2 separate regions of the Mus musculus genome follow, and region 2 is linked to region 1. Evidence: chromatin loops called from intact Hi-C (ENCODE). Cell type or tissue: heart. All regions are shown on one strand. Each heading gives the region's core, and the rest is flanking DNA. Links, peaks and the distances in the headings are about the cores only.

Evidence for each region. Hi-C counts contacts between places; a loop is a spot of excess contacts. Peaks named below come from ENCODE experiments on the same cell type or tissue, not always from the same donor. Only the 100,000 strongest peaks of a DNase experiment are listed, where the experiment ranks them.
Region 2: it touches region 1 in a loop (4-fold over the local background); 4 of 42 quality-filtered maps call a loop at or near these places.

Annotation. Positions count from the first base shown.
Region 1 is chr19:41,839,321-41,854,880 of GRCm38, forward strand. It overlaps Frat2 (frequently rearranged in advanced T cell lymphomas 2), which reads right to left and starts at 8,812. Exons shown (of 1, transcript NM_177603.3): 1 at 6,652-8,812. The coding sequence starts at 8,591. The coding sequence ends at 7,896. In heart, for the core only: a CTCF peak has its summit at 7,218; DNase peaks (open chromatin) are centred at 8,011, 8,791 and 9,081; H3K4me3 peaks cover 2,924 bases; H3K27ac peaks cover 2,655 bases.
Region 2 is chr19:41,770,267-41,785,826 of GRCm38, forward strand. Arhgap19 (Rho GTPase activating protein 19) reads right to left here. Exons shown (of 12, transcript NM_027667.3): 5 at 14,506-14,732; 6 at 14,060-14,146; 7 at 12,065-12,130; 8 at 10,892-11,083; 9 at 8,844-8,942; 10 at 3,800-3,910; 11 at 2,784-2,862. Among named protein-coding and RNA genes, the nearest start is that of Arhgap19, 24 kb to the right of the region's middle. In heart, for the core only: a CTCF peak has its summit at 7,417 (motif pointing right); no DNase peak of the experiment used is centred there.

The sequences.
Region 1 (15,560 bases), core at 5,706-9,705:
CAAGCCCTTTCCTCCAGATGCACCTTAAATGCACTTCTTTCTCAGCTGGGATGAGCATGGGACGAACTACTGGAGCCTGCAAGGTTGGTAAAGACTCTCCCTCATTGCCAAACCTGACAATATGAATCCAGTTGGTGACACCAACATGGTGGAAGGAAAGTACTCTTCATGTTGTTCTCTAGCTTGCATACACGCACATATGTGTACATGCATGTGTATACACACATACACAAATGAATAAATGTAATGAAAAGAATTTCCGAGTCAGGGTTTCTCTGTGTAGCCCTGGCTGTCATGGAACTTGCTCTGCAGACCAGGCTGGCCTTGAACCACCTGCCTCTGCCTCCCAAATGCTGGGATTAAAGGTGGATTTTCACCACATTGCTGAAAAAAAAATTTTTTTTAAAAAGGGGCTGGTGAGATGTCTCCGCAGGTAAAGGTGCCTACTACCAAGCTTGATTGACTATGTCTGATTCCTGGAATTTACATGGCAGAAGAGGATCACTAAACTAACTTCCACAAGTTGTCTTCTGACATGCACATACACACATGCACACACATACACACATGCACACACACCAGTTAGCTGGCTGTAATGGTGTATACCTATATTCCCAATACTTGAGAGGTAAAAACAAGAGGATCAAGAGTCAAAGACTGGCCGGGCGGTAGTGGCACACATTTTTAATCCAAGCACTTGGAAGGCAGAGGTAGGAGAATTTCTGAGTTCAAGGCCAGCCTGGTATATAGAGTGAGTTCCAGGACAGCCAGGGCTATACAGAGAAACTCTGTCTCAAAAAACCAACAACAACAAAAGACTGGGACTGAAGAGAAGGCTGGATGGTTAAAAGGACTTGTTCTTGCAGAGGACGTGGGTTCAAGTCCCAGCACCCACAAGATGGCTCACTAACATCTGTAACTCCAGTTCTGGGGGAGTCAGTGTCCTCTTCTGATCTTTGTGGGTACCAGTTTCACACATAGGACACAGACATACATGCTAGCAAAACACCCATACATATAAAATAACTAACTAAATAAATAAGAGGCTGGAGAGGTGGCTTAGCAGCTAAGAGCGCTCACAACCATCTGTAATGGGATCTGATGCCCTCTTCTGCCCTCTTCTGGTGTGTCTGAAGACAGCTACAGTATACTCACATACATAAAATAAATCTTTAAAAAGAAATAAATTGCAGGGCGGTGGTGGCGCACGCCTTTAATCCCAGTACTTGGAGGCAGAGGCAGGCGGATTTCTGAGTTCGAGGCCAGCCTGGTCTACAAAGTGAATTCCAGGACAGCCAGGGCTACACAGAGAAACCCTGTTTCAAAAAACAAAACAAAACAAAACAAAAATAAATAAATAAATAAGTAAATCTACAAAAGAAAGTTCTAGATTATGTTCAAAACTAGTAGGTGGTGGTGGCACACACCTTTAATCCCAGCAAATCTCTAAGTTTGAGGCCAGGTCTACAAAGCTTCCATGAAAATAATAATAATGATAATAATAAAGTTTAAAATAAGTGAATCAAAAAATCACTACTTAACAGTGCTGATAAAGGGAAAATGAACTATCAACCCAGGTCACTGACCTGGATTTAGTCCATGTGCCCCGGACATCTGGAGCCTGGGGGCTTCCGAATAGAGGCAACATGAGCCTAGCTGCTCAACCATGTGATCCTAACTGCAGCGGCTCACCCTTCAGTATCCTTGGCTTCCCACCCTTGGTTCTGCTCCTATTTTCTGTCTGCTTCTGAGTGGATTCTCATCTTTGTCCCAGAAACCTGATGACCTGTTCTTTATAAGGTGCTTAGGATGGAGCCTGGCTCTTGGTAAGCTAAATACATTAGCCAGTGTTTTTATTGTTGTTCCTAAAGACCATTTCCCAGGTTTATCCTCAACTGCCAAATCCTTATCACCAACCCTTATCACTGAAGTCCTAGCCATTTGAGACTCTGGGCTGCTGTCCCTGGAACTTCCTGAGTCTCCTAATCAACACCCCCTCACCAACAACCCAAGTCACCTGATACAACTCAGCTTCTCCTGGTCACTTCCCTAGAGCTGTGCCCCCACTCCCCAGCTCAGTATTATCAGGGGAGCTTAGGCACCAGTAGAGAGGAGCCATTTCAACCCTGCCTCTCCACACCGTTCTGTGGCCATCATTCTGTCGTTCTCAGGGACCGAGTGTCCTAGCCAAAAGTCACTCCTGGGCTGACTACTAGGAATGGACCATTCCAAGATGCAGTATTTTTAGAAATGGCCTTTGCTTCCTCGGGTGACTTCACTGAGACACTTTCAGGACCTGCGCTGGCTCTAGGGATTCTCTAGCTTTTGCAAATGCTGAGATCACTACCAGGAGAATTCAGGTCAGGACCCAAGCAACCGTAAAGACCATGACCAACCTGGGGGAAGACATCACTCGAGCAGAAGGGACTTCCCCCTTAGCCTAAGTCCATGTAGGCTCTTTTTTTATTTTTAAGAATTTTTTGCTTGTTTGTTTGTTTGTTTGTTTGGGTTTTTTTGTTGTTGTTGTTGTTTTCGAGACAGGGTTTCTCTGTATAGCCCTGGCTGTCCTGGAACTCACTTTGTAGACCAGGCTGGCCTCAAACTCAGAAATCTGCCTGCCTCTGCCTCCCAAGTGCTGGGATTAAAGGCTTGCATCCTCCCTACCCTCCACCCCCCTACCCCGGCTTTAAGAATTATTTTATGTATAGGAGCACTCTGTCTTCATGCGCACTAGATGAGATCCTCAGATCACATTACAAATGGTTGTGAGCCACCATGTGGGTACTGGGAATTAAACTCGGGACCTCTAGAAGAGCAGCCAGTGCCCTTAATCACAGAGCCATCTCTCCAGCCCTCATGCAGGCTTTTGAAGGCCTTCTCGAACACATACCAACCTTAGAGACCATCTTTTTTTTATGCTGGACTTGTGAAACCCATCTGGTGTAATGAAATTCGTGTTCTTGTCACAGCCTTGGAGGGACTGGATGTGGGAAGACAGGCTGAAGAGTGTTTTTCAGGGAAATCAACCCTCTGGACTCCAAGCCTGGGACCATCTGGGAGGACTTTTGTATCCAAGTTGGCAGGACATTATTCACGACATGTGGCATATCGAAAAAGACTGGCTTGTGGGAGAGAGCTAAGCCCAGGACTACAAGTAGCAGGAGGATGACTGTAATTCTTTCCCCCATCTCCCCTCCTGCTATTGTGGAGGACCAGCCTAGTAAACCTATTATTTCTAGAACTTCCTTGGAATCTAGATGGAAATTATTGAAGCCACGAGTGTGTCCCTGAACAGTGTTACATGCGTTCATCATTAAAATGCTTTAGTCAGGCGTAGTGGTCCATACCCTTAATCCCAGCATTCAGGAAATAGACCTCTGTGAGCTCCAGGCCAGCCTGGTCTACAGAGCAAGTTCCAGGTCAACTAGAGATACATGAACTCAAACATACGGTCTCAAACAAAACAAAAAACAGAACCAAAATATTTCCTCCTTGCCTTGCCCCATCACCACCACAAAAGCCACGTGGGCAGGCTTTGGCCCAAGGCAAGAGATCAACTTTAAAAGCCTGAAGCCTAGATTCTGCCCTTCCACTGTAAGTTACAAATGGTGCCCAGCAGGGTATGTGCCCATAGCAGAGCTCAGTTCCCCTTTCCTCTCTTAGTTTGCTGGTTCCTGTAGATGTCTGTCCTTGGCAGCAATCACCATTCCGACTTCATTGCTGTAGCCGTTCTGGCCAGGCTGCAGTCTCCTAAGATGTCTGTCTGCATCCTGGTTTTGTGAGTCCAGGCTCATCTTACCAAGAACCTAGAATTCTGAATGAAACAGCTACACGCTGTTTGTTGTGTGCTTCCTGGGGATCTTCTAGTCCCTCTGTAGCAGGTCTCAGCCCTCAAACCTCATGTTCTTCTAGGGCATCTCAAACTCCAGCTCACCCTCCATCCCCAGCCATTGCATCTGTGTAGCTGATGCACAAAGTGTGTGAGAAGAGGGGGAGGGTGCTCTTGTGAATACTTGGTGAGCCTAGGTTTGTGGGATTTTCTTAAAAGACTTTATTAAATCCAGCTGCAGAAGATGTGGTATCAAAAAAGTCTCAACCGGGTGTGGTGGCGCACGCCTTTAATCCCAGCACTTGGGAGGCAGAGGCAGGCAAATTTCTGAGTTCGAGGCCAGCCTGGTCTACAGAGTGAGTTCCAGGATAGCCAGGGCTACACAGAGAAACCCTGTCTCGAGAAAAAAAAAAGTCTCACACGATCTAGGTGCGTACTTGGAACCCCTGTCACTGTGGAGGTTGAGGCAGGATGGCAAATCAACATCAGATTAGGTGGTGAGAAATGGGGCTAGAGGGGACTCAGTAGGTAAGTACTTGTACTTGGTATACAAACATGGGGAACTGAGTTTGCATTCTTGGTACCCACACTTAAAAAACAAAACAAAACAAAACAAAAGCTGGGTACAACAGTACTGTATACCTTTAATCATACCACTCAGGAGGCAGGGGGATCTCTTTTTGAGGCAAGCCTGGTCTACACAGTGACTTCCAGGAGAGCCAGAGCTACATAGTGAGACCTGTCTTGAATTAATGAATGAATAAATGAATAAATCATTTTAAAAGACAGGGCACGCAGTGGCTAGGGTAGGAAGCACACATTTGTAATCCCAGTATCTAAGTGCTTGGCAGGCTGAGCCAGAAGGATCCTGAGAGGTTGCTGGCCTTCCAGTATCGCTGAATTAGTGAGCTCAGAATTAGTGAATTCAGAGACAGACTGTCTCCATCCCCAAAATAAGGTGGAGGGTGACCAAGGAAGACATGATCATCTTTGGCCTCCACACACATGAATACATGTACTCGTGTTCAACCACAAACACATGAACCAAAAAAAAAAAAAAAAAAAAAGTTAATATAAAAGGGGTTGGGAAGAGTGCTTAGTAGCAGAGTGCCTGCCTGGCTTCTGTGAAGCTCTGGGTTCAATCTACAGCAACACACGCACAGTCACAATTTCAGTGTCTAATGGATGGTCTAACCTCAGCATCCTCGTCTCTGCAGAGTATGCCTACCACTCGGCGTATATAAATCCATAGGGTACTTACTTCCAAGAATGAGGAATTTTGGTTTGAATACTTCACCCTCCCAATCATTTAGGCAGGACTGTTCTACCAGTGAGAGAAGAGGAGCACAGGGTGGGGGTGGGGGCAGGGACTCGCTCATTATAACAAAGCCTGCAGGCGGCAGTAGAGTGATGCTGGAGTCCTCCAGCACTAGTAGGTCATCATGTTGGGTACCATAGGGGGAGATGGTACACAGCTAGAGGACTTGGTAGCAGAGGTCAGCTGTACCAAAATGTTGCTTTTTACAGGTATAAATACACAAGGAAAGCGGAGGTAAGGCCTGGGTTAAGAGTGAAATTGTCTCAAACTCAAAACAATCTCCAAAAAAGTTGTTAGGTATGACAGCATACACCTGTAACCCCAGCACTGGGGAAGGGGTATAAAAACAGAACTACCCACAGAGGCAAATCTGGGATGCATACAGGGATCCTGTCCCCCAAAGGGAAGAGTAAGTCAGGCAGTGGTGGCGCACGCCTTTAATCCCAGCACCTGGGAGGCAGAGGCAGGCGGATTTCTGAGTTTGAGGCCAGCCTGGTCTACAAAGTGAGTTCCAGGACAGCCAGGGATACACAGAGAAACTCTGTCTCGAAAAACCAAAAAACAAAAGAACTTCGATCTAATCCTTGTGACTATCCCAAATCATTCAATGACTGCCAAAGAAATGGCTCAATCTTGGGTTTTGCCAGATGTAGTGGCACAGGCCTTTAATCCCAGCACCCAGCACCCAGGAGGCAGAGGCAGGGAATAAGGCCAGCCTGGTCTACATGGCAAGCTTCAGGACAGCTTGGACGACACAGATCTTGTCTCAAAACAAACCAACGTTGGGTTCTTTCGCCCAATAGACCACGGCTGAAGGCTCCCATTCTTAGAATGTTCCCCTCCCTGCACAGCGCCTCCTTGTCCTCAAGTTCTCAAAGCATTCCCCGCCAAGCCAGACTACCCAAATTTGATGTCTAGGGCCTAAGTAGAAGGGGAGAAGCTGCCACAATCGCCATCTGATTTTCATAGGCTTTCCTAATGCATATGTGAACCCTCCATACACTGAACAAATCAATGTGTAAATGTATCAAATGCAGATAGCTGGGTGAAGTGAACACCGTTCATCCTGTAACCCCAGCAACTCAGGAAGCAGAGATAGGGAAAAATCTCTGAGTATGAGGCTAGCCTGATTGACCTACACATAGTGAGCTCTAGGCCACTGAGAACCTATCTCAGAATGTGTGTAAAAGAAAATACAAGTCGGGCATAGTGGCGCATGCCTTTAATCCCAGCACTCGGGAGGCAGAGACAGGTGAATTTCTGAGTTTGAGGCCAGCCTGGTCTACAAAGTGAGTTCCAGGACAGCCAGGGCTACACAGAGAAACCCTGTCTCAAAAAAAAAAAAAAAAAGAAAGAAAGAAAATACAGCCAGAGATACTCAAACATACCGCCTCCAGGAGTTAACTAAAGCATAGCGCTAGCCCCAGCCCCCCAGTTACCCCAAGTACAGATACCTCACATAGGTCTTCTTCCCCCTCTTAACTCCAAACAAAAACAAAGACCATTTTTTCAAAACAAAAACCAAATTTATTCAGCAGACATTTTAATTATGAATCCTATAAATCAGGACCACCACAATTTCAGACACTCCGTTGCGAAGTGTACATCAACAGCCACATCTGGAGGATGACCGAGCCATTGAATCATAAAAAAAAAAAAGTTTAGCTACCTTAAAGTTTGGGATGGCACCTGAGGTGCCCCTCGGGGTTCACAAGAGGAAAAGCCAGCATTTTCTCCTCTGGGAGTCACATTTTAAAAAAGTTTCAGTCACTCACCAAGAACTGACAGGTTTAGCAGGAGAGGCGCCCTCCAACTCTGCAGAGGGTCAAAAGAGCAGAAAAGTGTGCCCACTGCTTTCCCCCCTACACACACACACACACACACACACACACACACACCACAAACACAATGGCCGCAGGGAGATCAGGAGGTTGCTTATGACCATTTCTGAGAAAGCTGGAGCTATGGCCAAAGAGTGGCCTAGCAGAAGTAGTTCTGGAAAAGCAAAGCACAGAAACCGCAAATAACTCTTCCTACAAGGATGGCCATGTCGGCCGTGTCCTCGGGAGACTCCACGCGGTGGCAAAGGGACACTCCGGTCTGTGCTTGGCTCCAGAAAAAGACACTGGGGTGAGCGCTCCCAAGAATCCCACAACACTCCACTCTACCAACCTGACCTTGAGTTCAAGTTGGCAAGGTCGAATCAATTGCATGTCCCCATTTAAACTCATCTCTCCCCACCTTCAAGAATTCACCAACCAGGTCCCCAACCTTCATAATCACAAATTAAGCAGGGGAAAGCAAGCGTTGTCAACCCACCAACATAAATCTGCCAACTTATGTTCTTCACCCTAGAACCGCTCTGCTCTGCAATTGTAGCACCATATTCAGAAAGCTTCTGTACCCGAAAATAACGAGATCATATCTACTATTGGTTTTTCAAGTATTGTTAGAAGCCCTCCCGATTCCCGCCCCTGCGAGCCACATCTATAAACAATCCAAGCACACGATAAGGGCTAAGTCAGGTCCAAGTGGATTAAGTAGCTGCCACAGTTCAACCGGTAGATCCCAGGTCCTCGGCTGCTGGTGCTACTCAGTAGAGTCCGTTTTCTCTAACAGCCTCTCGCGGCCGGTAACTTTGAGGCTGTAGCCCGAGGGATGGACGACAGCTCCTGCTCCGCACAGTCCCGGGCAAGACACTGTTGGATCAGCGTAGCGGCGTCCTCTTCCTCCTCCAGGGATCCCCTGTCAGAGCCAGGCGCCCGAGGGCTGCAGAGTGACTGAGTCCGGTCCGCTTCGGCCACCCCCGGACCCCGGAGCGCTCGCGGGGCTCGTGGCCGCAACCGCGGCGACCGCTCGCTGGAGTCTGCGCACCGCCTCCTTGATGAGGTTTCCGGAGAGCACGAGCTGCTGCAGGAGCCGGTGCGGGTCGTCGTCGGCCGCGCGCGCTCCGCCTGCTGTCCACCGCCGCTGCTGGATTCGGTGAGAAGCCACGGAGCCGGGGAGCCACCCTCGCCGCCCCGGCCCGGGAAGCGCGCTGGCACCCGGGGCGATCTCCGCAACGCAGTAGGGCGCCGATCGGCCCCGCACACGCCCGCGCTCCCCCAGCACGCAGCGCACGGCCCCCGGAGGCGCAGGGTCCCCGGTCTCTGCTGACCCCGTCGGCCGCAGCAGCCGCCTCGCTGGGGTCCCGGTCTTGTCCGCCGACAGCGCCGCCAGGACCCGCGGAGGCGCGGGTGGGGGACCCGGGGCGGCACACGGCGAGGCCGGGCGATCGTGCGCCGTGTCCAGCTGCAGCGTCTCGCCGATCTGGACGATGAGCCGATCCACGTCGGTCGAGCCGCCCAGAGTCACCGACTGCTGCAGCAGGAGGAAGCTGTCGTCGTCCTCCTCCCCCTCTGCCTCGTCGCCGGCTTCCTCCTCCTCCTCTCTCCGGCAAGGCATGGCCCCCCGCCCGGGCCCCCGCGGCTGTGCGGGCGTCGCTGGCAGCTCGGTTGGCCGCGGGCTCGGCGAGCCGCGGCTGGGGCGGGAGCGCGGCGGAGGCCCAAGCCGGGCCAGGAGGGGGCCGAGCCTGGGGATGCGGAAGCCGGGACCACCGGGCAGAGGTACCGCGCGCCTTAGAGCCGCGGGAGCCGGAACGCTGCCGGCTTGGGTTGATTTGTAAACAATGGGTGACGTCGCGCGGCTCCTACCACCGCGCGCGACCGTGGGGGGAGACGTTCGCTAGAAGACTTAGGGGCGCGGGACGGCGCAAACCGTGCGAGACCACTGCCCACACTGTCTGCCCAGAGATAGTTTATATGGTTGCGAGCGATTCCGGGGACGGGGCACCGACTTCGCCGAGCCCAGGTCCTAGGACCTCTCGGTCCTAGGAGGCACCCTCGGCGACTGCCAATTGGCTGCTCCCACTCGCGGACACACCCCCAGCACACCCAGCCCCTCCTCTGCCGCGCCCGCTCCAGCCCCACGTGTGGGTAACGCCTGCGCTGGCCCGGGGAGGGGCGACCCCGACGGTTGGGAAGCCGACCCTGTGGTCAGAGCTTCTCAGACTTGCTCCGGTTTCTCAGAGCTACATCGAATTGACTTTTTTTGTAGTTCAAACGAAAATGTTCTCGTAACCATAGGATTCAAACGAGATTAACAGGCTTCCCCCCCCCCCCTTCATCCTCCTCTTTGTACATTATACAGCCACACACAAAAGCATTGCAGTCGCATTAAATTATAAACGCTTTTTCCGGTGACTGCACGCGCTTTGAAAACACTGTACCGATTACGTAAGTTTCCATTAAGTACTTGTAATTGTTTAAATTCCTTCAACGGTTGCTGTTTCTCTGAGTTCGCCGTTGTAGTAAGTGTGTGACTAATGCTCTTTCCCATAAAACTTTTCCAAATTTATGATTCATTTTTCAGAGTACATTCCTAAGAGTGGAGTTTTAGGTCAAAGGATAAGAGTTTTTTTTAGTTTGGCCCTTTTATTTTTTGTAATATGTATGGAAAACCTAGAACTGGGTGAATACACTCTTATTAATATGTGATATACGTCATTCATTGAAACGACTAGAATTTAGTCATTGAAAACCTTATTGTGTATATGAGTCATGTTACAGGTGAAATTGACATTTTTCAGTTTGCCTGTTATATATATATATATATTTTTTTTTTGGTTTGGTTTGGTTTTGGTTATGGTTATTTATCTATTTATTTTGGTTTTTCGAGACAGGGTTTCTTTGTGTATCCCTGACTGTCCCGAAACTCACTCCGTAGACCAGGCTGGCCTCGAACTCAGAAATCCACCTGCTTCTGCCTCCCAAGTGCTGGGATTAAAAGCATGCGTCACCACTGCCTGGTTGGTTTTTTTTTTTTTTTTTAGACTGGGTTTCTCTGAGTAGCCCTGCTGTCCTGGAACTCACCCTGTAGACCAGGCTGGCCTCAAACTCAAAGATCTGCCTGCCTCTGCCTCCCAAGTGCTGGGAGCATCCTGGCTAGCTTCCTTTGAGACTTCTTTTTTTTTTTTTTTTTTTTTTCTTTTTTCGAGACAGGGTTTCTCGGTATAGCCCTGATAGCCCGGGCTGTCTTGAAACTTACTCTGTGGACCAGGCTGGCCTCGAACTCAGAAATCCACCTGCCTCTACCTCCCAAGTGTTGGTATCAAAGGCGTGTGCCACCACGCCATTCTAACAATGGTAGATCTAGTCTCCCTACCTTGTTGCTGTTATTTGGAGGGTTTTGTTTCTTTCTCAAATCCATCCGTAATTTTTTTTCTTTTTGTTTTTTTTCGATTGGTCTTTGATTCAGGGAGATGAGATGAAATTAATTTTCTCCCCTCCCTTCCCCCTCGGCTTGCCAACCAGGGCAATATTTCCTGGTTGAAACAGAGGAGTGTGGTCGTTACACAGAGGCTGTGTCCTGAGTTTCCAGATGCTGGGAACTGGTGGGTATGAAGGATGGGTGGGGCTGGAAATATTCTGATCTGTCTTATGGGAACCAAAAGAGCTCTAAACAGGTTGTACAAAGACCTAGATTCAAGTCTCATCCCTACTACAAACTGGGTGTGGGACTCCTGGCCAATCAGTTTACAGGTGTTTTCACTTGTAAAATGGAAAAAAAAAAAAAAAATCCCTGCCCTGCCTCCTTTGGAGATTGTTTTCAGGATCAAACGAGGTGATGGGAGCAGGCTTTGTCAGGCATTACACAAATGTACTGTGGGATTAGGCCCAGTGCTTTACTGACTCTGGGCTCTCTTCCAGCAATTTCCCTGGGGAAAGAGCTAATATCTTAATAATAAATGTTATCCCCTGAGCCCACTAAGTAATGCAGACCCTGAAGGCAATCCCACTAGGGCCGGAATGGCCCTTAGAATCCTAGACTTTGTGCTATCTGTCGACTCTGCCCTGGAATGGGTTAGGGACTTCCTGAAAGCACTCTCCCAAATTTCAAGGTGTGTCATAACTACAGCAGTTCGGCAGGTTTGGCTGAGAGCACCTTCCCATCAGGCAGCTCCCTCCTCCATCTCCATCTCCATCTCCCATCTCTTCACACTCTTTTACTGTTGAAAACCGGAAGCTGTTCTCCCCAGAGATAAAGTCTCATTTTCATTCTGATGGTACTTACTGGAGAATTTCAAGGAGAATGAAAATTACGAGAGGGCTTATGGATTTCAGCAGAGTTAAGATGGCAATTCCACACCCCCCTTCTCTGCTCTGTAAGATGATGCCTGGCTGTAAGTAGAGAAAAGCAGTTTTATGCTCCATTGGCTTTAAACATTAATGGGTCTGGCAAAGCTATTGTTTCTAACCCAGCATCCCTGGAAGTTGTTTTGTCTTCCTGTCAGAGTAATTCCAACAGTGTTCTTACTACTGTAGGGAATGGAGCCGTGAGAAGGCGTTTAAAAAAAGAAGAAAGAGAGGGGAGAAAAAAGCCTTCCCTTTGTAACGTTGCTTTTGTGTGGAGATTGCTATGTAAATATGCCGAGGTGCAGATGTGTTAGACGTTCATTACAGAGCTGAATGCCTTTCAGTAGGAGCCCTGCTCCATTTTCTCGGCCACTTCTCTGGAGAGCCTGGAAAGAGATGCCTGTGCTGGGCCAGTGGGAGGTGGAGAGGAGTATCCTGGGTTAGGAAGCAAAACACAAAATGTGAGAGAGGCCCAGATGCAATTAACAGTAACGAGAAGGTATCCAAAGAGGAAGTAATGCAAGCGGACCGTGGCTGGCACCCTGGCTACCGGCCTGGAAAGGAGACATTGCAAGCATTCAGAGTCCTGCAGTAACCTAGGACTCCGGGGCTTCAGCATTCCTTCAGGCCACAGAGACACCACCCGGGCCTCATTTTAACATACCTGCCTCCAGAGACACCAGCTAGGGTAATGGGGAACCCATTGGGTGAGGTCACTTCATGTGTGTGTGTGTGTGCTCCCATTGCTAATCTGTAAGATAGGGGATGCTGTATTCTGGAAGGCTGAGGGTTAGTACTAGAGTGGAGTTACACCCTAGGGAGCAGCAATACTTTTAGGATGTTGACATGCGAAAAGGGAGTGCTGCCATTGGTTGATGAGCGGATAACAAAGGAAGCAGGAACGGTTCCACTCCTGGTAAGAGATTCAATCCAGAGCCCTTTAAAAACAAACAAACAAACAAACCCAAAACAACAACAACAACAACAACAACAACAACAACAACAACAACAACAAAACCCATGCTACTGATGACGTTAAAAGGAACTAAAGGGGCCTGGGGACAGCTCATGGGTAAAGTGCTTCCCCATGCAAGCATTAAGAACCCGAGTTCTCGAATCCCCTCCACCCACTTAAAAAGTTAAGCAAAGTCATGTTCACCCAGTGTGGGAAGGCAGAGAGAGAAGGACCCCAAGAGTTCTCTGACCAGTCACTCCTGTCAATCACTGTGCTCTGGGTTCTCTGACCAGTCACTCCTGCCAGTCATTGTGCTCTGGGTTCACTGAGAGATCCTGTCTTTTAAAAAAAAGTAAGGTGAAAATGATTGGGGAAGATACCCAGTGTGTCCTCTGGCTTCCACACACGCATGCATGCATGGGTATATTATACCTGTACATACATACATACGTGTGCATACGTAAAAGACATAGAGACAAATTGTAAAGAGTGATGTACTGACACATGCTGTAGCCTGAGTGTCAGTGAAAAGACAAAGGTCACATTGCATGTGCCTACCACAGAGAAACCCTAGCAGTGGTGGCGCATGCCTTTAATCCCAGCACTTGGGAGGCAGAGGCAGGTGGATTTCTTTCTTTTTTGTTTTTTGTTTTGGTTTTGGTTTTTGGTTTTTCAAGACAGGGTTTCTCTGTATAGCCCTGGCTGTCCTGGAACTCACTCTGTAGACCAGGCTGGCCTCTAACTCAGAAATCTGCCTACCTCTGCCTCCCAAGTGCTGGGATTAAAGTGTGCACCACCACTGCCCCGGCTGGCAGGTGGATTTCTAAGTTCGAGGCCAGCCTGGTCTACAAAGTGAGTTCCAGGACAGTCAGGGCTATACAGAGAAACCCTGTCTCAACCCCCCCCCCCCAAAAAAAAAAAGAAAGAAAGAAAAAAAACAAACCAAACGTATGCTATATCTAGCATTTGGTTCCCATCTTTATTCATAATCGGAGCCACAGTCTGTTTGCTGACAGGAAATAATCTTATCACCATTTTCCAACCCATGCAAGGCTGCTCTTCTTCAGTTTTGAGGGCACACTGAAAGCAACACATAGAAACGGCCATCTAAAGGCCAGCTCAACTGCTCAGTGGGTCAGAGTGTTTGCAGATATGCCTGACAACCTGCAGTCAATCCCCAGGACCCAATGACAGAAGGAGAGAAAGGACTCTGACATCTACACATGCGCTGTGGTGCGCTCACACAGATGAATGGGGCTGCAAAGATGGATGAGTGTGAGAGCCCTGGCTGCTCTTCCAGAGGACCCTGGTTCAATCCCCAGCACCCACAGTGCAGCTCACAACTGTCTGTCACTCTAGTCCCAGGGAATCTGATGCCCTCTTCTGGCCTCCAAAGGCATCGGGCACACATGTGCACACACACACAGGCAGGCAAAACATTCCTACACATAAGATAGACAATGAAGAAAATAACAACTGCTTTCAAGAAGGCAGAGAGAACTGGAACCTTTGCGCATCCTCAGAGGGCACGTGACATGATGCTTCTAGTTTCAGAAACACTGTGGAAGTAGCAGTTTCTCCACTGCTATAACCTCTCCGCATGACCCAGGGAGTCCATTTTCAGGACTCCACTCAAAGGAACTGGAAACCTGTCCACACAGACAGGCACATGAACGTTCACAGCAGTATTAGTCATAGTTTTGAAGCTGAAAACAATCCAAATATCCTTCATTGAGTGGATAAACAAAATGTGTGTGTGTGTGTGTGTGTGTGTGTGTGTGTGTGTGTGGAAACAATGGAATATTATTCAGCCGCGTGAGAAAATATATGCTCAGCCCCCAGCCAGGTAATGGTAATGCATGCCTGTACTCCTAGCATCCAGGAGGCTGAAATGGAAAGATTGGCGTGAGGCTAGCCCAGGCTACAGGATGAGGCCTTGTTTCAAAAATGAAAACAAAGCAGACAGGAGGAAAACCTTTCTGGGAGGCTCACAATGTCCTTTACCTGCAAGCTAGTAGTGGTTACAGTAAAAGCTGCAGAACTATGTCCAATGAGTGACTTTTATGGCATGTACATCATACATAATAAAACTTAACACTTGTTTAAAGGGAATTCAGTGCTTTAATAAAGAGAGAGAATGTCCATTTGTAAACCTTCACCCCTAAGCACTGTTGAGCCTTTGAGACACAGCTAGTCTGAATTGGGATGACGCTTTACATTTAAATGTAAACTAGGGATCTGGAGAGATGGCTCAGCAGTTGAGAACACTGGCTGCTCTTCTAGAGGTGGTAAGTTCAATTCCCAGCAACCACATGGTGGCTCACTACCATCTGTAGTAGAACCCAATGTCACCTTCCTGGTGTATCTGAAGACAGCTATGGTGTATTCATATAAATAAAATAAATAAATCTTTAAAACAGTAAACAAACAAACAAATAAAAATACCTGGAGGGGATGGAGAGATAGATTAGCAGTTGAGAGCACTGGCTGCTTTTCCAGAGTTCCTGGGTTCAATTCTCAGCACTCACATGGTAGCTCACAACTGTCTATAACTCCAGTTCCAGGGGAGCCAACACCCTCACACAGGCATGCATCCAGGCAAAACACCAACGCACATAAGGCACAAATAAGTTATATAAAACAAATACTGGGCTTCATAGACAGGATCAAAATCTACTGAATTTATAACATTATGCTGGATATTGATAGATCTTGAGTAGATCAGGTTAGATAACATTTTTAAAGTGGTTCACCTCCCCTTTGCTTTTATATATGTAAACTTATTTACTTTTGAGAAAGGATGTCAGGCCAACCTCAAACTCACTATGTAGCAGACCTTAGCTTTCTGGTCCTCCTAACTCCACCTTCCAAAGTGCTAGGATTGTGGGTATGGTCTACGGTGCTGGGAATTGAACCCAAGGCTTTTTGTTAGGCAAGCACTCTACGAACTACACACACACACACACACACACACACACACACACCTCCCCTTTTAGTTAGGGGTTGGTTTTTTTTTTTTTTTTTTTTTTGAGATGGGACATAGCTGAGGTTGTAGACCTAGCTAACCTCAAACTCAGAGATCTGCTGGCCTCTGCACGTGTACTTTGAGTCTCAGATCTGATACCGCCTATATGGTACTGCTACTCAGACCAAGGGTCTGTTTCTGTGGGGCTCATCTCCATGGGTCCTGTTCACATCTCAGCATCCCTCAGACAATATTGGTCACTATTCTGTTCCATCTTTATTGGTCTTAGTGTTTCTAAGGATGGAGAGAGGGCTCAGCAT
Region 2 (15,560 bases), core at 5,312-9,311, 69 kb before region 1:
CCACAAAATCTACACTTAGTGTTCTCTCCAAATTTACGATGAAATAATTTGAGAGTGTGACTCTACCAAGTAAACATTGTCTGCGCCGCTTGTCTAACCCAGTTTGTTATGTCTTCTTACTGACTGTAACAGTCACCACTTAGTAGGGCGTGTGTGGTGATGGCTATTGCCCCAGGCCCTTGTGTCCATTTTCTCATTTGTCCTCACAGCTTCCCACCGCAGGGGTAGTACGCTGTCGTTTCACAGATGTGGAATCTGCAGCCCACAGAAACTCACCTGCCCCATCAGCTACTGCACACACACACACACACACACACACACACACACACACACTACAATAGAGAACTGACCCACGTCTAATGAGTACGGAGGTCCTGCTATTAGCAGCACTACCCTTTACTAAAACCAAAAACAGCAAGCTGCTGACACTACTGAGACAAGAGAAAGCAAAAGGGTTGTAGGTGGGTGATGTGCAAGGGTGTGTGTTGGCGGATGGGTGGGTGTGCAAAGCTGTGTGTTGGCGGCACTAGGAACTGAACCCAGGGCACTGCATGTGGTAGGCAAGCACTGCACCACTGATGTGATTGTCCCCTAGATTGTTTCTGTTGACACGAGTTCAACAGAAACTTATTCTGGCTGGCTGGGTTAGCCAGACAAGGCTTCAGAGAGGAGAGGTTCACCTAGACTTTAAAGAATTAGGAAAGCTGGGCGTGGTGGTGCACGCCTTTAATCCCAGCACTCAGGAGGCAGAGGCAGGTGGATTTCTGAGTTCGAGGCCAACCTGGTCTACAGAGTGAGTTCCAGGACAGCCAGAGCTACACAGAGAAACCCTGTCTCAAAAAACAAAAAACAAAAAAACAAACAAACAAACAAAAAAAAAAACAAAAAAGAAAGAAAAAAGAATTAGGAAGATTTGATTGCTGAAAATAATGCCCCTTGATGAAGGGGTGCTCCATCAATGTGTTCCCATCTGGGGTGAGTTTGCCCCTGAATCCTCAAGGGATGCTGGTACATCTGGAGGAACTCTCAGTTGTTACAACTGAGGGAAGGATGCTAGTGGCATCTGCTGGGTCACAGCTGCTAGACACCATACAATGAATGCACAGGACAGCTCCACACAGAGAACTCCAAGAAGCCCTGTGCTAAGCAGAAGACTGCATCATGGCTGTTGATGGTGACAGGGACACTGCACTAATTTCTAGTGTTGAGAACAGCAGGGATTCCATCAACTGTCCTGTAAGAAAGGACACATCTGGAGGCTGGAGAGTTCAGAGCTGAGGATGTCATTTGGGAGTGAGCTGTGGAAGCAGAGCAGGTGCTGAGAGGGTGAATACAAGAAAGAAGAGTAGAAGCTTAGACTCAAAGAGCCCTGAACAAGCCAGATGTGGCACTCCTTCATAATATCTAAAATCCCAGCTACTCGGGAGGCAGAAGTAAGAAGATCATAAGCTTAATGCCAACCTGAAAACCTGAGAAAATTAATGTTTCAAAAAAGGAACGAAGGAAGGAAGGAAGGAAGGAAGGATGGAAGGAAGGAAGGAAGGAAGAAAACAAAGCATTTTTAAGAAAGGAGGGGGCTGCCTCAGAGTGCAGCTCAATCTTGGAGCCTTTGTGAAGCGCTGAGTCAATCCTTATCACCACAAAAATAAAAGTAAACAGAAGGGAAAACCGGAACACTGAAGAGGAAGACAAGAGCACTGTCCTCAGGACAGGAGGTGGAGGAAGGGTGTTCTGACAGGAGACGATGCGTTCCTCATCCACCAACACGTGTCACAGCAGCAGCAGCCTCTACTCTCCTGGAAAACTCCCTTCTTTCTTTCCAAAGCAGAGTTGACAAAACAGAAAGACATGACTTTCTGCTTATCTTTAAATATGAACGTAACAAAAAACTAACAATACAAAACACTATATTCTTAAACAAACAAACAAAAAAAAAAAACTCATACTTTGAGTTTAAAAAGAAAATTTAAAAAGTGTTTAAACACCATTTAAAAAGAAATATTTGGATAGGAATAACTCAAATACTGAGCTTGCTTCAGTAGCACAATTCTGTGCAAAAGAAAGTGGGAGGAGAAGGGAGCTCGGCTATTCATCAAGGTAGAAAGTAAGAAACCACACAATAGCTAAGTTTCTAGAAGAGAATAAAGATTCATCACAATGACTTTGCTGCCCAGGGATGGGACCCAAGACCGCACATGTGCACTCTACCCCTGAGCTACATGTCTACATGTGCTCTCTCCACTACTGATACATGGAGCAGCAACTGAACTTCCAGAAACCCTCCTGCCTTCCGTCCTGAGTGCTGGGATTTCAGCTGTGCAGACCCATGCCTGCTCACAGCAGCTTTTTAACGGAAAAGCTATCAGCCCATGATAACAATCCTCTCTGAAGTAAAAAACTTCAAAACCATGCCGACATGATTTCCAGCACCCTTCCACGACTACTCAAGTCTGCAGAAAAGAGAAGCATGACTTTCATGAGTGTCCTTTTGGCATGGACATTCTCAGCCTCACAAAGCCATTTGTACTTGTGCTGTCTTGTTTAACAAGTGTTCGTGAGTCAGCTGATGGGTGGTGGATCCTGTCTATCCACAGAAGGTATAAGTGAGTCTGTTTGGAACTCTGCCCCTCAGTACCTGAAGGCAGTGCTAAGCAGAATAATCATCCAAATTTCTATGACTACAATTATACCACCTTAGACGTCACAAATGGAAAACACTGCTGACCAAGAAGACACAGGCTAAAAGCCCGGGCAGTGAGGACAGAGGTGGCTCCAGTGAGTACCTTTTCTCCCCTCTCTCTTCGCCTCAGACCATTTCAATCTTGTTGGTGTCACTGTCCCAGCTGGAGAGCCAGAGAAGAACTGCAACGAGAAAACTGTATGGTGGCTTAGACGGTCAGACGTCAGTGCTCCTTTACAGACGGAGGTTAAGCCTCCACGCTTAACTGGCTATGGGCAGCTTAATGCAGTAGCCTAGCATACCCTGAAGGACTGCCCACAGGTAATGCAGAGCCAGGGAGGGCTAACCTGCCCTATGGCATTTCTAGTGAGACTTAACCGACCCTTCAGCACTTGTTGACAGCTACCATGCTGTACTGCTCATCTGTACTTGTAACCAGCTATGCTGCTTAGAGTCATCTCTAACCTCAACTGAGATAATGTCTCCATCAGCCTGGCCTATAGGCAAGCACGTAGAGCGTTTTAATTAATGATTGATGCAGGGACACAGGCACTGTAAGGGTTCCTCCCTGGGCAGACAGTCTTAGGTTCTACAAACAAAAACAAGCTCAGAGTCGGGCATGGTGGCGCACGTCTTTAATCCCGGCACTCAGGAGGCAGAGGCAGGCGGATTTCTGAGTTCGAGGCCAGCCTGGTCTACAGAGTGAGTTCCAGAGCAGCCAGGACTACATAGAGAAACCCTGCATCAAAAAACCAAAAACCAAAAATAAATAAAAACAAACAAACAAACAAACTTAGAGAGCCATGGGGAGCAAGGGAGTGAGCAGTGTCTTCATGGCCTTCGCTTCAGTTCCTGCGCTGAGTTCCCTCCATAATGAACTGTAAGCTATAACCCTTTCCTTCCTGAGTTGTAGCCAGTGTTTCCCACAGCAACAGAAGCAAACCTAACCCCCATGCCCTACCTTCCTGAACTCAGAACATGCGGAATGGTCTGTGTAACCTACAGAAAGGGCCGTGAGCACCGCTGGCTGAGCCAGAGAGTCACAGCAGAACAAGGGCCGGTCTATCAGCCGCCTTCCCAGACAGACAGACAGACAGACAGACAGGCGTATGCTCTTACCAGGTTCATATTTTCTTTGCTGGCTTTCTTCAGTTCCCCCATGGCCACAGACTCTGGAGCAGGAGAACTGTTTTTCTTTTCTGAAGTCATCTGACTGCCCAGGACTTTGCGCTGATTTAGGAACAGAAAATATTTTGGTTTTGAGCATTTATTATTTTGTAGTTGTCTGGCTTGCAAAACTACAACTTCCCCAGTTAAAACAAACAACTCAGCAGCATCTTGTCAACTTCTGTACAGACTGAGGCCGTGTCATGTGAGGAAGGGAAAGCATACAGCAAGCACCAAGAACGAGTGCTTCTCCGGGTGACTTACCCACCGACTATCAGCTAAGGACAGTACCTCTGTGAGCAGCAAGGATACAGGGGCTCCTGAGGGTTGGGCTGTTTTGAGAGAATAGGTGTGGTTTCTCTGTCAGCTGTGGAGGTCGCTTCTCCTCTCCACTAAGGGAACCACAGACTCGGTCTCCTCTAGAATTGTCTCTCTGTCCTTCCTCACACAGGACTAGTAAACGTATAGAAACTGTCCAACAGTTCCTAAAACAGCCACAAAAGGCCCCAGGCTGTCTCAGGATGGTCACATGACCACCGACGAGGACTCCACAGTCTTGAGGAAAGTAATGACTCCATCTGAGAGAGACCTCCCTTCCCTGCAGAGCAAATCTGAATTCTGAAACAAGAGCAGTGTCAAAAATAACCCCCCCAAAAAACAAATTAAGCTAAACTAAAAACCTAAAACATTAACCTCTGTATTATCACTAACAGCAGCAGAGCCAGGTATTTACATGACTCTAGAGGAAGACTGTCTTCCCAAACAAGAGGTCCATGTAGGACTCACCGTCAGATACACCTCTATAAAACTGGGGGGAAAGCAAAACTCTAAAAATTTTGATTTTTTTAAGATTGTGTGTGTGTGTGTGTGTGTGTGTGTGTGTGCAGCATCAGATCCCCTGAAGCTGAAGTTATAGGCCATTGTAAGATGCCCAATATGGGTGCTGGGAACTAAACTCTGGTCCTCTCTATAAGAACTGCTAAGCCATGTCTCTACCTCCCAAAAGTTTTAATTTTTAAAGGACCTAAAAATCAAATAGATTTTTTTTAAAAAGCCAAATAGCTCACACACACACACACACACACACACACACACATGCACACTAGAAAAATCAGGCCTGTATATCCTCCCTTCAGAAGGCAGGAGTTACTTGAGAATGCTGAGCTGGGAATGCCAAGATGCAGGAAACTAGCTATAAAGCTTCCAGCAAATTTCCAGAAGGGCATTCTGAGCTGGACCTGGCTTGTACAAAGCCCTGGGGTTCAATCCCCAAGACCACTAACAAATAAAAACAGTACTGAAATATGCAGAGCTACTGAGCGAAAGTCCTATATCCTCTATCAGTTCAAACCTCTCCTCATTTATAATGAAACCACTTTGCCCATCTGTGTAGAAAGCTGTTGCTCTGGGCTTGGGATGTGGCTCAATGGCAGAGTGCTTGCTCACATGTATGAGGCCCTGGGTTCAGCTGATAGTGACTTCAAAAAAAGAAAGAAAAGAAAAAAAGAATAATGTTCTAAAATGTTTTATCCTCATTACTTCTGAAGTTCTAAGTAAAGAGCGTAATAGCCAAACACACAGCAGCACCTACATTTAAGCAATAACTGTCAATACACCTCAAAGCACAGCAGAAAACCACAGCCATCCAAGAACAACTAAAGAAACAGAGATCCTGTCTCAAAAAAACAAAACAGAACAGAACCGATGCAGTTATGCTTAGTGCCTTATCCACTTCAGTACTTGCTTCAGTGGCTTTACTAAAGTCCCAGTGTCATCAAACTGAGGCAGCTCACCCATCCACATTGTTCCTCCTAAACAAGCGATAACTCCACATTCCCTCCATACTGCTGACCCCTGCTAATCACGAGTGACTTAAACCACTTTAGTTCCTCAAATAAACAGAACTGTACAACATTTACCTTGTGACTGGCTTTAGATTTAATTTAGCATGATGTCCTCAAGGGCCCACTGTGATGAAGAGTATGTTAGACTTTCCTTCCTTTTAAGGACGGAAAATCCTCCACTCTCTCCACACTTCTCATATGCAGTCCTCCAATAGACAGCTAAGCTGCTTCAACCTTTAGGCCGCTGTAAATAACATTTCCATGAACACTATAAAGATAACTCCCTGTGAAGGGACTCTGAGCAGCCCGAGCAGGCGACCATGGTTCAGGCAGGCCTTGCCTTTCTCTCCCATTCCCTTTGCCTTATTAAAAACCACTAGATTACATTCCTAAAGCTAGCCACCAAGGTCTATTCCCTCATTTGGCCACTTCCTCCCCCTGAGGCTGACTACCAAGGTCCAGCTACCAAAGTATTGAAGTGCAGCGATCAAAGCCCCCTTTGTCTCACCTAATTAACACGCCCAATCAAAGTTAAACACCTCATCCTAACAGACTTTCCCATTTTCCCTTGTGCCATGTCTGCCTCCTCTCTACCTAGAGGCAGTAGTCCTCTGCCCCCCAGGACAAATATCTCTCCCCCCTCTCCCTTGTTCCCTTCCTCTTCTCCTTCATTCTCCTATCTTTGTCTCTTATTCCCTGCCCTCTGTCTCTCTGGGGCAAATAAGCCTCCTTTGTGCTGAAAACTTGGTCTTGGGGTCCTGAGCCCATACTTTTCCTTTCACTGTGAGACCCTGCTTTCAATTCCTTGGCACAGAATGGAAACTGGCAGGTCATAAAGTAGTTCTATTGCTGATTTTCTGAGAGATGGTCATACTGTTTTCCCCAACAGCTTTGCCATTTTATACTCCCAGCAGTAGTGTACAGGGTTCTCTGATTTGTGGACAGAGTCATCCCAGTGGGTATGAGGTTTCGTGGTATGGTGGGTAACTTTACATGCCCCTAACAATGAGTAATGATGAACACCTTGTGTCTTTCTTGGTCACATGCCTTAAGAGAAATGTCTATTCTGGTTGTTTCCTGTTTTGTAATGAGCTTGGATTTTCAGCACTATTGAGCCATATAAGTTCCTTCTATATTCCAGACATTATCTCCTAACCAGATACATGGCTTAAACAAATATTCTCTCCTGCTCCACAAGGCATTTTTTCACTCCACTGTGAATAGCAAACCAAACACTTCAGCGAGTGTCATGTCCCAGAGGTCACTTAGCCCCATCCGTGAGGATAGAGAATAGATTCTAGACCTCTACAAAGTATAAAAAGAATCAAAACTGCTGGTGGTGGGAGTACAACACCTTTAACCCCAGCACTCAGGAGGCAGAGGCAGACGCATCTCTGTGACTTCAAGGCCACCTTGGTCTACAGAGCAAGTTCTAGGACAGCCAAGGCTACACAGAGAAACCCTGTCTTACAAAAACAAACAAACAAAGGATCAAAATTAGGGCTAAATGAAAGTACAACTGCTAATGACTTCAGCTTATGCTGAAATAAAAAGTTATACAAAATAACTTTAAAGTTGTAGTCAAAAGGATCCTTAATATTTATAAAATTATATATTTTAACAATGTTAAAACAATTTCGAAAAGAAAAATAGAAATTGGAATAGAGTTAACCCCTCTGGATTAGCTAGCTGTAGTTTAGGCATTGAAATAAACTTGAGGCCAAGCCACAAGAGGGAGCCATGCCCGACAGTGCCCGGGTGGCCAGGAACCAGAGGGAGGACAACCCAGAAACCCAGGGTGGCACAAAAAAGCAAAAACCAACGAAATGATTCCTAACGATATTCTGCTATACTCATAGATTGGTGCTTACCCCACTTGACATCAGAGGCTTCATCCAGCAACTGATAGAAACAGATGCAGAGACCCACAGCCAAACGTTAGGTAGAGTCAGGGAACCCCACAGAAGAGAAGAAAAGACTGTAGGATCTGAGAGGTTGAGAACACAGTCCACACAATCAACTAAGCAAGGCTCATAGGGGCTTGTGAAGACTGAAGCAACAAACGTGGGTCCTATATGGGTTTGAGTTTGGTCTTCTATGTACACTCTGTGGTTGTGTAGCTTGGTGTTCTTGCAGGACTCCTAACAGTGGAAGTTGGGGGATTTTCTGACTCTTTTGCCTGTGTTTGGGACCCTTTTCCTTCTACTGGGTTGCCTCGTCCAGCCTTGATATGAGGGAGGTGCCAGGTCTTATTGTAACTTGTTCTGCCATGTTCAATGGATAGATATCCCTGAGTGACCTGCTGTGTTCTGGAGGGAAACAGAAAGAGTGTATCTGGGGAAGAGGGGAGGTGTGAAGTGGGGGATAGAAGCTGGGAGGAGAAACGGAGGTAGTGACGTAATGGATGAGAAAAGAATACAAAGAAAGAAATGTGAACCCTGTGACTGAACCTGACAGCAGCTCCCACTAACTGCAGTAATGGTCAGCAGCCTGCACACTTAGTGACAGCAGCAATGACACAGAAATGCATTTTCTATTTGTTCTAGAAACAAGATTTCTAGTCATTTTGATACATGGAAAGAAACAACAGTGAAAATATTAAGTTCACCAAAATAAAAGATACAAAATTCATTGGGAGCATTAGAAAGTCCAATGTCCAACAACGTCCCTCGTCCCCAGCTAAGAGTGAAGCAGGGAGCAAGAGAGACTCCTGTCCTCAGACCCCAGGAGGAGGGAAGGCCAGTACTACTTTCCCACTATAGTGTTCCTTCAATTTCTAACATAGTAAAATGCTTTAGAAAATAAGGCCTGGGGCTGGAGAGATGGCTCAATGGTTACAAGCACTGGCTGCTCTTCCAGAGGTCCTGAGTTCAATTCCCAGCAACCACATGGTGGCTCACAACTATCTGCAATGGGATCTGATGCCCTCTTCTGGTGTGTCTGAGGAGAGCAATAGTGTACTAACATATATAAAATAAATGAATCTTTAATTAAAAAAGAAAAGAAGGCCTTTTCCAAACTTTTCCTTTTCTGTCTCCTTACTAATTAACCCTTTCTAGGACTCCAAGGAACAGAATTAAGTTGTTTAAACACAAGAAAATAAGGCGCAAATTTCCTGAGAACTGATGTGGGCAGCAGGAACACAGGCTTACCTTGATAAGCCCACTGAAGGAGCGTGAGCGGGCTCTCTTCTGGACCCTGGGAGTAGAAGGTTCTCTCCCTGGTGTTTGAGTCAGAGACTGCTTATGGAACTACAAAAAATACAGAGACCATTGTATTAACATTGTGCCATCAAGAAACAGCAACCTAGGGCAAATAATACCTGAGTGAAGATACTTAGAAAGTCAAAGACTCCCTAGATGTATAGGGTAGGTTCACAGGCAATCACAAAAGCAGAAGGGACATTCAAAAACAAAAACACAAAATATACTCAATTACTTGAAGAAGTCCTAAGACTCAGATTCTCTGAACAAGGGATGCCCATGCCTGCTTTACAGACAGGAAACCAGGACCCACAGTGCTTAAGAGCTTGTCTCAGACCTGCTAGCAAACCAGAATTATTTTTGCATCAAGTACCTTGGAAGCAGAACATAGCATAAGCCATGAGAGTCCCCAGTTTAACAAACTATATGCCAGGATTTATTTTAAGATAGAGTCTCATGTAGCACAAGCTGGCCTCAACTCTCTATATAGCCAAGGATGACCTTTAACTCCTAATCTTCCTGCCTCTACCTTCCAAGTCCTGACATTATAAACCTAGATGGCCATACCCAGTTTATGAGGCATCAGGAATCCAACCTAGGGTGCATGAATGGAGGACAAGCCCTCTACCAACTGAACTCCTAAGCCAGAATGCTCCTAAGGTATTGAAACTCTCTGTCAGCCAGCACTGCTATGAAGGGAAAGAGATTGAACGCAGACTTTGAATGCTGTCAGCTCTTTGTATAAAGACATCTCCAGTTTAAAAAAAGGGGCAGCAGGGGGAGGCACTGTAGTCTTTAACCAAGTTCTGGTTGTCCCAGAACTCCCTATGTAGAGCAGGCTAGCTGAACTCACAGAGATCTACCTGTCTCTACTTCTCTACTGCTGGAATTACAGATGTCTAACACCACACTTGAGTTCTGCTACTCTTAAAACCATCTCTATGGCCATGACAAAACACTTGTAGAGGACTTTGTCCATTGATGGGAACAGCTCAGTCCCCAGCAGTGTCTGATACCTCTTTATCTTGCCTTATGCTAGAGATGCACCCCTCCCCCCAAAATAAAGGCAGTCTTTCCCAAAGAAGGAACAAGCTGAACAAGAATGAAGAGCTGACTACTGCGGTTCAATCTACAATGTCCTCCAAAGCCAGGGGTGGGAGGTACTGGCTCACAGGGGCACGGCCTCTAAGGGGTACTATGACACCTGGTCATGTGGTGCACTGCTTTGCCCTGCTCATGCTGGTGCCTTAATATCAGGCCTCCCACAGGGCCACTCAGTCAAGGACAGAAACTTCCACCCCTGTGTGCCAAGTGCAACTCCTTCCTTTCACATGTTGACTACCCCAGGAGTCTGCACAGGGAGTGAGGACTGACTGATGCACTGGCCTTGCCTGAACAGCACAATCCAAAGGAACTAAGACAAATCTCCTGAGAGACTCCCAACCAGGAAGGATTCACTCAAGTCATACTGAGTCCTCAAAGTAGCAAATGAATGACCTAACCTTACCTCCAAAACCCCAAAATAAGCAAACGCAGACACCAGAATTCCTGTTTAATACACTAGGACCCTGTTTTAGGCTGTTTTCTAACCACAAACAATCCATCCATCCATCAGGAAGAGCTGCCTCTTTTGCTCTGCCAGCCTCTCCTCCTTTACAAGCTCTATGTATGCATGCTACAACTGTTTCACAAAGCTGGAAATGGAAATTCAGAAATTATATCCCTAGGGAGCACACAGCACTGCAGTCCTGGAATGGTACGTTGGAGCTGCTGGTCCACACAAACCCTGGAGCGTTTTTGTCAGGTGACTAAAATTACAGATGTTTAAGCACAGCTAACTGCAGAGAGTCAAGCACTCTGACACCTCTCTCCAGAACTGCAATTCCACAGACAAGCCTGATTTTTTTTTTGACTGAGCCAAAGCCTGTTCCAATGTGATTCTGAGTGGTGTTCTCCAGCGATTCCTAGAGCCCACCTATGTCCCTGTACCCAGGCACCTGTCTGAGAAGTTGTTTCTTCTTCGCGGAGTCTGGCCAGTTATGAACATGCTGGAAGAGTTCTCTCAGCGCCTCTTCTGTGTGCTGCTGGGTCTCCTCCTGCTGAGAGGAAGGATCTACCCTGTTCTGTCTCTGACATCTTGCCAGCTGGAAGGACATGTTATGACATGAGGTTGTCAGATCAAGGTCATCCTAAAGGAAAATGTATAAAACATGCAGTTAGAATTCTGCCAAGCCAGGCAGTGGTGATGCACGCCTTTAATCCCAGAACTCCAGAAGCAGAGGCAGCTGGATCTCTGTGAGTTTGAGGCCAGCTTGGCCTACAGAGCCAATCCCAGGACAGCCAGAGCTACATAGTGATACCCTGTCTTAAGACACCAAACAATATTGCCATAAACAATTGTAGCTGTTTGAGTTCGATTTTCAGAACACTTTTTAATTTCAAGTAGTACTTGTTGCTATACAATAAAGTAAGCCCCAAAGTATTAGTCCCAGCAGATAGAACAAAAACAAGAAACAAACAAAAACAAAGGCTTAAGGTGAAATTTAACTTCATCCAGACACTGAAGTGATAACCAACCATAGAGCCCATGGCTGCTGGGCCTTGGCTGAATCTCTTTTCCACACAAACTGCGTGGAAGGAATAAAAGCAACAGCTCTCCAAAAACACCACGCCTAGTTAAACTAGGATTAAAATGCAGTTTCTTACTTAGTCACACCTAATATTCACTGAATGAGAGAAAAACCACACAGGAGTAGAAAACACAGCATAAGATGGCAGCCTCCACGTCTGTCTCTCAGGCTACATCCAGGTCAGCCACATGCTGGTGCCTTTTCTAGAAGGACTGAACTTTTGCTTCTATAATTAATGGTGTTTAAATGTTGCTTGGCTCATAGGCTAATAAAATGTATACAAGTTTTATGAAAACTTTAACATATGATGTATGCTATGACACACGTGCAGAGGACATCATCACTAGTGAGCTCTCTGAAAGCCAGTGAGCATATGGTACATAGGGCATTTCTATTTCAACAGCTCCCTTCTCCATCTTTGACCCTGCTAAAACAAATGACTAGGTAAATTTACAGGCTTAAGTATAATGTTATACTTTGTTTTAAAACTTCACTAGTCTTAATTCTTCCCTTGTTTAGAGACCAGTTTCCTGTTCTTACCTTTGACATTTGAGTTCTGGAGCCCAAATAGTATAATCTGGCACATTCGCGAATATAAGCAGGAGCCTGGGCAGGACATAAAAGGAAACCAGGGCTTAGTGGTTATTAGGATCTAAAAATCTTTCAGGCCACAGAAAGAGAATCATAACATTATCTAATGGGTAGATTACTCTGAAAAGCCAAACACTTTCCAAAATACCATATTTGACCAAATAGACACCTCCATAGGTCTGATAGGAAGCTGTAGGAAGTCACCACTGTAGTTGCTGTTTTAAAAACAAAGGTAGCACAAGGCACTGACGAGCCAAAATACAAATACAGACGGTCCCCAGTGTCTCTCTCTGCTTCCTGCTATCTCAGCTATTCCATGTCTCTGCTCCAGCAGCATGGGCTCTAACTTTCTTTTTTTTTTTTTTTTTTTTTAAAGATTTATTTATTTATTATATGTAAATACACTGTAGCTGTCTTCAGACACACCAGAAGAGGGAGTCAGATCTTGTTACGGATGGTTGTGAGCCACCATGTGGTTGCTGGGATTTGAACTCTGGACCTTCGGAAGAGCAGTCGGGTGCTCTTACCCACTGAGCCATCTCACCAGCCCCGGGCTCTAACTTTCTAAAACTGTAAGCCTAAATTAAAAACTTTCCTTTAGGGCTGGAGAGATAGCTCAGCAGTTAAGAGCACTGACTGCTCTTCCAAAGGTCCTGAGCTCAATTCCCAGCAACCACATGGTGGCTAACAACCATCTGTAATGGGATCTGATGCCCTCTTCTGGTGTGTCTGAAGGGAGCAAATAGTGTACTCATATACATAAAATAAATAAATAAATAAATCTTTAAAATTAAAAAAAAAAAAAAAAAAAAAAAAAACTTTCCTTTAAGCCGGGCGTGGTGGCGCACGCCTTTAACCCCAGCACTCAGGAGGCAAAGGCAGGTGGATTTCTGAGTTCGAGGCCAGCCTGGTCTACAAAGTGAGTTCCAGGACAGCCAGGGCTACACAGAGAAACCCTGTCTCAAAAACAAAAAACAAAAAACAAAACAAAAAACAAAAACAAAAAACCTTTCCTTTATAAGTTGCTTTGGTTAGCCATATTTGTTAGTGCACACTTTCAATCCCAGTATTTGGCAGGCAGGTGGATCTCTGTGAGTTTAAGGCTAGCCTGGGCTACATAGTGAGTTCTACAATAGCCAGGGCTATCAGAGAGACCCTGTGTCAAACAAACAAAAACCTAAAACAAAACAAAACAAAATTTTAAAAGTTGCCTTGGCCATTGTGTCCTGTTGCAGTAATAGAACAGTAACGAGACACATGAAAAACTGTTCCACGTCACTCATCCCTGCGGACATGAGAACTACAGTGAGACCCATCCCACCCCCTTAGGATGACAACGATGAGAAAATAAGCACCAGACAAAAGCAGGAGCTGGAAAGGACATGGACCCCACTCTACTGTTAGGAGACAGGGAAAACAATACAGGTAGTGCAGACAACAGCATGGCAGTTTCTCGAAAACCTTTAAAAAGTATTACCATATAACCTATGAAATATACCAAAAAAAGAAAAAAGAAAGAAAAGAAAAAGGCAGGGCTGTGTGGAGTGTTTACACATCCATGTGAATTCACAGCAGCACTGCAACAGCTTAGCCACAGGCGCAGTCTGAATGTTTACTCACGTATGAATACATTAGCAGTATGTGCAGTGTACACACCAAAAAATACTACGCAGCCTTCAGAAAGGAAATGCTACCACACACTACACTGGATAAATTTGAAGACATTATGCTGAGTGAGTCAGTCAGTCATAAAACGATTAAAAAAAAAAAACCTAAAAGATTAGAAATAGATCTGCCATAACAGAGAGACTCATTCTATTTCCATGTCTAGCCCTCCCCACTGTCCACTCCGCCTTACAATCCCACACAGTGCCTCTCCTCCAGGGTCACACTCTGCCCCATCTTCCTTTTCCTATTACCAACTAAATGCCACCCCTCACCTACCTTAAAAAGTTTCTGAGAGTGTTTGATCATAAAAGCCATTCCTGTGTTTAACTTTATGATATTCTCCTGAAGATCATTTGCAGTGACCTAGTCAGTGGAAAGAGACCAAACAAAGAGCATTAAGAACTGAGAAGTGCTCACCAGTGCATGTCGCTGAAAGGCTTTGGGCTAGCAGGTTTCCACTTAAAAAGACATAAGCCGGGCGTGGTGGCACACGCCTTTAATCCCAGCACTTGGGAGGCAGAGGCAGAGGCAGGCGGATTTCTGAGTTTGAGGCCAGCCTGGTCTACAAAGTGAGTTCCAGGACAGCCAGGGCTACACAGAGAAACCCTGTCTCAAAAAAAAAAAAAAAAAAAAAAAAAGAAGAAGAAGAAGAAGAAGAAGAAGAAAAAGAGAAAGAAAAGAAAAGAAAATCAAGCCCTAAAGATCTTCCCCTCAATACTAACATTTTTGGGCCACAGGACATGGGGTGCAAACATAAGAGCAAGGTTATGGGCAGACATCTTATTCTTGTCTTGCTTCTTCGCTGTCTGATACAGGAGATCAAGCAGTAACTTTAGCAAGTTACGATTGGCTGGAGGGAGGATGAGGAAGAGCAGCTGCAGGGCCTCAATCTGCCGCTCCTTGTCTGGTATGTTGGTCTTATTTCCTTTATCATCAAACTGCATCAGATCTGGAAAACAAAACAAAACAAAACAAAATATTATTGGAAAGGAAAAAATAAACCAGCCAAAAAAAGTCAATGCAATTTTGATTATTATTTTCCTCTCACTCCCACTAAAGAAAGAGAAGGAAAAAAATCAATCATAAAGGAAATTCAAAACTGCTAATACCTTAGGAAGGTCCTAGATTCAAATACCAATACTATAAAAAACTAATAAAACAAAATAAAATAGGCAATTAATGGACTTTGCAAAGTCCTTCCTGTGTGACTATGAACATGTTAGCAGGGAAATCATGAACCCCAGAACCACAAGAAAGAAAAAGCAAAACATAAGAGCTAATGTCAATCTAAGTCAACAACTAAAGACAACCCAATTTTAAAATGTGAGAAAGCTTTAAATAGAAGGTGCGGTGTGATGATGCACACCTGTGTGCCTAGCACTGAGGAGGAGGAGTGTCAAGCCTGAGTCACCTTATCTCAAACAAACAAACAAACAAACTAACTAAATAGACATCCCTTCAAAGAAAAGAACATACACAAGCCAGGCACAGTGATGCACACCCATGGTTCTAGCTACGTAGGAGGCAGATAAAGAATTGTGAGTTTGAGGCCAGCCTAGGTAATTTAGCAAGGCCTGTCAATTTAAAGAAAGGGGAAGAGGGAATGGAAAGGAAAGGAGAGATGTCATAAGAGTGGTCCAGCTGAGCATGCTGGGATGTCAGCTATCAATAAAACAGTCACACAGACTGGGATGACCTGAACAAAAGCACTGGCAATACAAATGCTGGCACGGAGAGCACAAGCCTTCTACTACTGGTGAGAGAACTGAATGGTGTG